2 separate regions of the Homo sapiens genome follow, and region 1 is linked to region 2. Evidence: chromatin contacts called from ENCODE Hi-C or POLR2A ChIA-PET data. All regions are on one chromosome and are shown on one strand. Each heading gives the region's core, a stretch centred on a gene start or an enhancer-like site at or near the end of the contact. The rest is flanking DNA. Distances are from core to core; before and after follow the strand shown.

Region 1 (2,700 bases), core at 197-2,696, 580 kb before region 2:
TCTTTTTCTTGGTTCTCTTATTCCTTTTTCATTCCTTTTTAAATTCAATAAACATGTTTAAAAGTCCTGTTGAAAGCAGGAACTATAGTAGGAGATATTTAGAACGCAAGCCTGAAAAAGACCTATTCCTTATTCTTTAGATCAATCTAGTGAGAGAGGCAGATATATACAAAAGTATAAGTCAAGGCAGATTTTAAAAAATTCAGCAACGGAATACAACAATGAACCAAGACTTTCACATAAAGGCAATGTCTTGTAACGAAAAATGCCAGGCTTTGGAATCAGCTCTGAAGCTGGCATGTCAATTTAGCTCCGGCCAATTTAAGGGCTTAGCCTTGGTTTCTTACTGATAAAATAAGAGTCATTAAATTTAGCTTTATAATTCTAATTCCAAGATCGCTTTGAGGACTACTCATAGTGTAATAAAGTTCCTAGCAGTAGTTGATACTTAATAAACAATGGCCATTATTACTCAATCCTCAAAGGAGGAAGGTGGAGCAGATAAAGTTACTCCCACTCCCGTTTACAAACGAGGAAGCTAAATCTGTGACATTAAGCAATTGTTCTGAAGACACCAAAGTAGCAAATGAAGACGCCAGCCTAAACTCTGATTTTCAGATCTTTTAAATTCCAACACCCCATACCAGCACAACAACCTTTTAAAAACCACTGTTTTTTTTTTTTTTTTTTTTTTTTTTTTTTTTTTTTTTGAGACGGAGTTTCACTTTTGTTGCCCAGGCTGGAGTGCAATGGCGCGATCTCGGCTCACTGCAACCTCCGCCTCCTGGGTTCAAGAGATTCTCCTGCCTCAGCCTCCCGAGTAGCTGGGATTACAGGCCCGCGCCACCACACCTAGCTAATTTTTGTATTTTTAGTAGAGACGGGGTTTCTCCATGTTGGTCAGGCTGGTCTTGAACTCCCGACCTCAGGTGATCCGCCCGCCTCGGCCTCCCAAAGTGCTGGGATTACAGGCGTGAGCCACCGCGCCCGGCCTAAAAACCACATTTTTACTGATCTCATGCTTTTCTGTTCAAATGCATTAGAGAGGATGCCGAAGATAAAATGAATATACAGGGAAGTGGGACTTATGCAGGGTCTTGACCTCCGGAGAGGTGAGTTTAAGGAGACAGGAGTATGGGCAGGAGCAAGCGCACACACGTAAGGAGCGTTTGGGAAGCCGTCAAGAGTCCGCCAGGGGTGGAGTGGGTTCATAAGGCTAGAAGAAGGGCTCCTTCCATGGCTCAGGGTGACGACTTGATGGGTAGCGAATACCAGAACTCTGGTAACTACACGGATACACGTTTAAACCCGGACACTTGCACGCCGGGTCCTCCCCGTGATCGCCCAGCCCATCTCGGGGGCAGAGCCGTGGCGCAGCCCGCCTATCATCGCTGCCGAGACTGACGCGGTCTCTTCTTTATAGGCGAACGACAGCGTGACGTCATGTTCGCCGGGCAGGCGAGGAAAGAGGACGCCATGATTGGTTGGCGCTGGGGCGGCGGACGGTGGAAGGGCCTGGCGAGTCTAGGTTTTACGCCTGTGCTGGACTTTCTCCTTCCATGTTTCCAGGCCGTGGGGGGCTACAGAGGGCGAGAAGTCGGCTCAGCGGAAACCTGGATTTGGTTCTAAGCCGTGGGGTTGAGAAGGGGTGACCGGAAGTGATCGTGGGACTGACCGGAAGCGAGGCCTGGAGGGGAAAGAGAGAGCGAGACCTGGGAGGGAGGGGGCCTCCAGCAGAAAGGGGCGGGGGAAAAGGTGCAAAAGCAGCGTGGGAGCGCCGGGCTGGCTTCCTGCGGCTGCTGCTGGTCTGACTGGGAAGCAGCAAGCCACCACTACGAACTCTCAAGAGGAGTGGGAGTGCGGGAGTCCAGAGCTGCCTCTGGGAAGTCTGCAGTAGTTGAGCAAAGGGGTCCTCACGTTCCTGAGAGCTGGGCAGGGGGGATTTTGGAACCTGGGGCAGCCAAGAACGAGCAGCCAAGGGTACGGGAGATTAGTTGTGCACAGAGCAGTGCTGGTCGGGCTTGGGGGTGGCTGGTGGGCACTGCGTGGGAAACCTTGGTTTGTAGTTTTCTTGGTTTGCGTTACTCCTGTTGGGTAGAATTACCCTCCGCGCCTTTGTACAAGACACGGTGTCTCCTGGGGCAAGGAAGGAGCCAGGATGGCCTGGGCTCTGAAGCTGCCTCTGGCCGACGAAGTGATTGAATCCGGGTTGGTGCAGGACTTTGATGCTAGCCTGTCCGGGATCGGCCAGGAACTGGGTGCTGGTGCCTATAGCATGAGGTGAGTGAGATTTTCCCAGACCCTACACCTTCTGAATAACAAAGGCGGATAGACACTAAGAAAAGGGGTTGAGTGGGAAGGAGGTGTATAGAGTTTTAAAAAGCTGTTTACGATTGGGGAAAAGGGACTTGTTCTTTTGTCGCTTTGAGTAGTTAGTGTTGTGGAAGAAATGGAAAAAGCGATTGTAGGCGATATGAAGCCTGTGCAGAATCAGTGGAAGAAGGAAGTGGTCCCTGATTAGTAACCAGATGAATGTTGAGAGGCTTTTGTGCCAATGTGGGAGACTTGGGGACTGATGGTGTATGTGTGGGTAAGTCTGACGTTGTGTGAAGAAGGGTTACATATAGCATAGGAATGGTATCTAGGAAGTTGGGAAATTGGGAGCTGGTGCTTAATGATGAATATTGGTTCGTTTCTTGT
Region 2 (2,700 bases), core at 26-2,525:
AGGGGAGGGGGAGAGGGGAGGGGGAGAGGGGAGGGGGAGAGGGGAGGGGAGAGGGGAGGGGGAGGGGGAGGGGGAGGGGAGAGGGGAGGGGAGGGGAGGGGGAGGGGGGAGGGGGGAGGGGAGGGAAGGGGATCTGAAGACATCTTGGAAGATGCTGGTAAAGGATTATCATCAAAGCTGCAACTGAAAGAAAGAATAAAAAAGGGAAAGGAGATGTTTTATATTCTCATTAGAGAAAGGAGAGCAGGCTGCTTTGTAAAAGCATCCATTTATAGATGACCAGAGAGATGACGCAGTGGCAGTCACGAGGAATTTGGTGTTGCAAAAGGATACATTTTAGAGCAATGTGAGAAGTAGTGGAAAAGCCAGGTAAAATAATATGTTCCAGAAGTCTCTAAGAGGAAGAGGATGGAATCAGGGGGTTGAGGGAGGGAAAAGGAGGGTAGTGTGAGGGAGGAACAGAAGGCAGGCCAACAAAAGGACTTGTGTTAAGATTCTCCCTAAGGGTGTAAGTCTAGAATTAAAACTACTTAACTTTTTTTAAATATATATATTCAAGAAGGCCACATCTTGTGATGAAGGTTGAATCCAATGTTTCCAAGACAGTATCATCCTTATTACCTTAATTATGTGGCTAACCCAGTTTTTATAAATGATCAGGATTCCTGGTCTCTCCTTCCTCTAAAGGAAAGAGAAAAAGTCCTTTGCTCAGTAATGCAAAAGTGGGGTAGGTGCAAATGACTTGACGGCATTAAAGAAACTAAATCAAACTCATATTTAGAAATTACTTGAGTTATTTCTGAAACTTACATCAGTCAGTCATATGGCTGCTCTGGACCCAACCTGAAGGAATTAAGTGTGACCCCGTTCAGTTCAGCAAGCGTGCTCACTTTATCTCACTAAGTTTGCATAAAGAAAAGGAAATCTGAAAGACTGAAAACAGCTCAGCCAATGAGTAAAACTATCAAAAGAACTTGACTGTTCAGTTTTCATCCTTCTCCTTAATTGTGAGAATTCACTTTAATGCATACTTTATGTGCACAAAGACTGAAAATGTAATTACAAAAAAAGCAGCTCTAAAATACTATTAAAGCACTCTGTTGTTTCGGCTAAACAGGAGTCGGCAGTCATCACACACTTGCCAGTCTGTATCACTTGTGACTCAGTCAAGGACTGAACAGGAAATGTGCATGAGCCACCCTCACTGACTCCCATGTGCTGTGTTCTCCTCCTCTCAAACTCCCCCAGATCCATCAGACAACACGCATCCCATCCTCTGATTCAAAGAAGTGATGCTCGTTTGTATTAACGCTCCTCCATGCATAGAAGGGCTCAGCACCACCTAATGGTGCTATATTAAGGTAACACTCTTATTTTTAACCTTTTCCCTGTTTAGAATAATCAAAAAAGTGAGATAGCTGCTGTCTGCGTACTCCAGTTATTTGCCCAATGGATAAACTAAGAAAATTATTTAGATGAAGTACTATGATACTGACAAAGATCCAAAGATTTCAATATAAGATGCCAGATTTTCAAATGCCTTTTCTTAAAATATTTTTTAAATGATTTAAGTAGTTATGTTGTCAAATAATTAATAGTTTCCCCATTCCAACATGTGCTATTGAGCCCTTAAAAAGAATGAAGTAAATCTACATATGTTGACATGGAAAGTTCTCTAAGATAATTATGTGAAAAACAAGGTGCAGAAGAGTTTGTGTAGTGGAGTGCCTTGGTATAAATGGTGTCTCTGGGTATATATTCTTGTTTTGCCTAAAAGGCCATAGAATTCACAAAAGACTGGGGAAATTGGTAAGTTTCCCTACCTACATAACAAAAAAACTAAATTATTTCTTTTAAAATTTAAATTTCTAAAAGAAGTTAGTGGAAATATTTACTCATATAAATATCTGACTACATTTAAAGTAAATACTAATGATTCTTTCATAAAAAGTAATAACCACCAAGTTTTAAGGAAATATAACTAACCAAGACAAGTGACAGCTATTTTTAAAAACACGTAAATAAGATTTATCTAAATATCTTGGGTTATCCAACTCCTTAGTTACCGAATTCTCAGTCTATTTTTTTCATCTGTTTATTTATTTATTTAGAGACTGGGTTATGAGACTGGCTAAGTTTTGAATTTTTGGTAGAGGTGGGGTTTCGCCATGTTGCCCAGGCTGGTCTCAAACTCCTGGGCTCAAGTAATCCACTGTCTCAGCCTCCCAAAGTGCTGGGATTACAAGTGTCAGTGACGGCACCTGGCCATGAATTCTGTCTATTTTAATTCCACTTGAAAACTGTCTCTTTTAGGATCATCCAAACCAGGTCAACCTTCTGAGAGGTTCCCAGTCCTGGAGACAGGTCAAAAGTGAAGCTCAGACTGGTCTGGCACTTATACAGCCATTAGGAAGAGATGAGCAGAAAAGCTCTAAGATTCCACAGCCCAGACTGGCTATGGATATTAACGACCTGCCTCCAACCATCCATACCTGTTCTTTTGTTAATCTGTTTTTACCACCATGCAAGAGAGACAACCAAACTCATACAGTCAAAACTGAGTCATAAGACCCTCTCCCAATTTTTTATTTTTTGTTTCTACTTATAATTCTTACTTTTATACTTCTAAAACAATTCTATCCCTGTTAAAGACTCCTTTCGATATACTAAGTTTACTTACAAGTAAATTTGGAAACATGG

What was found. Hi-C counts contacts between places; a loop is a spot of excess contacts on that map. ChIA-PET counts read pairs that join two places held with the same protein, here RNA polymerase II (POLR2A). Pooled maps may share reads with other maps.
Region 1: a pooled map shows a loop between it and region 2 (3-fold over the local background). The contact joins the promoter of TFCP2 here to the enhancer-like site in region 2. A Hi-C loop is called at or near these places in 1 of 50 pooled maps. POLR2A ChIA-PET finds 5 or more read pairs at or near these places in 2 of 52 experiments (CD4-positive, alpha-beta T cell and activated T-cell).

The regions. Positions count from the first base shown.
Region 1 is chr12:51,171,881-51,174,580 of GRCh38, reverse strand. It overlaps TFCP2 (transcription factor CP2), which reads left to right and starts at 1,446. Exons shown (of 15, transcript NM_005653.5): 1 at 1,446-2,280. The coding sequence starts at 2,159. LOC124902933 (a long non-coding RNA gene) reads right to left here and starts at 26. Exons shown (of 2, transcript XR_007063307.1): 1 at 1-26. RefSeq lists enhancers at 1,124-1,173, 1,266-2,013, 2,114-2,163.
Region 2 is chr12:50,596,151-50,598,850 of GRCh38, reverse strand. The region is part of intron 1 of DIP2B (disco interacting protein 2 homolog B); the gene reads right to left. Among named protein-coding and RNA genes, the nearest start is that of DIP2B, 93 kb to the right of the region's middle. Within about 2 kb of position 1,275, at least 13 of the 41 ENCODE cell types and tissues checked have a DNase peak (open chromatin) inside an H3K27ac peak, as active enhancers do.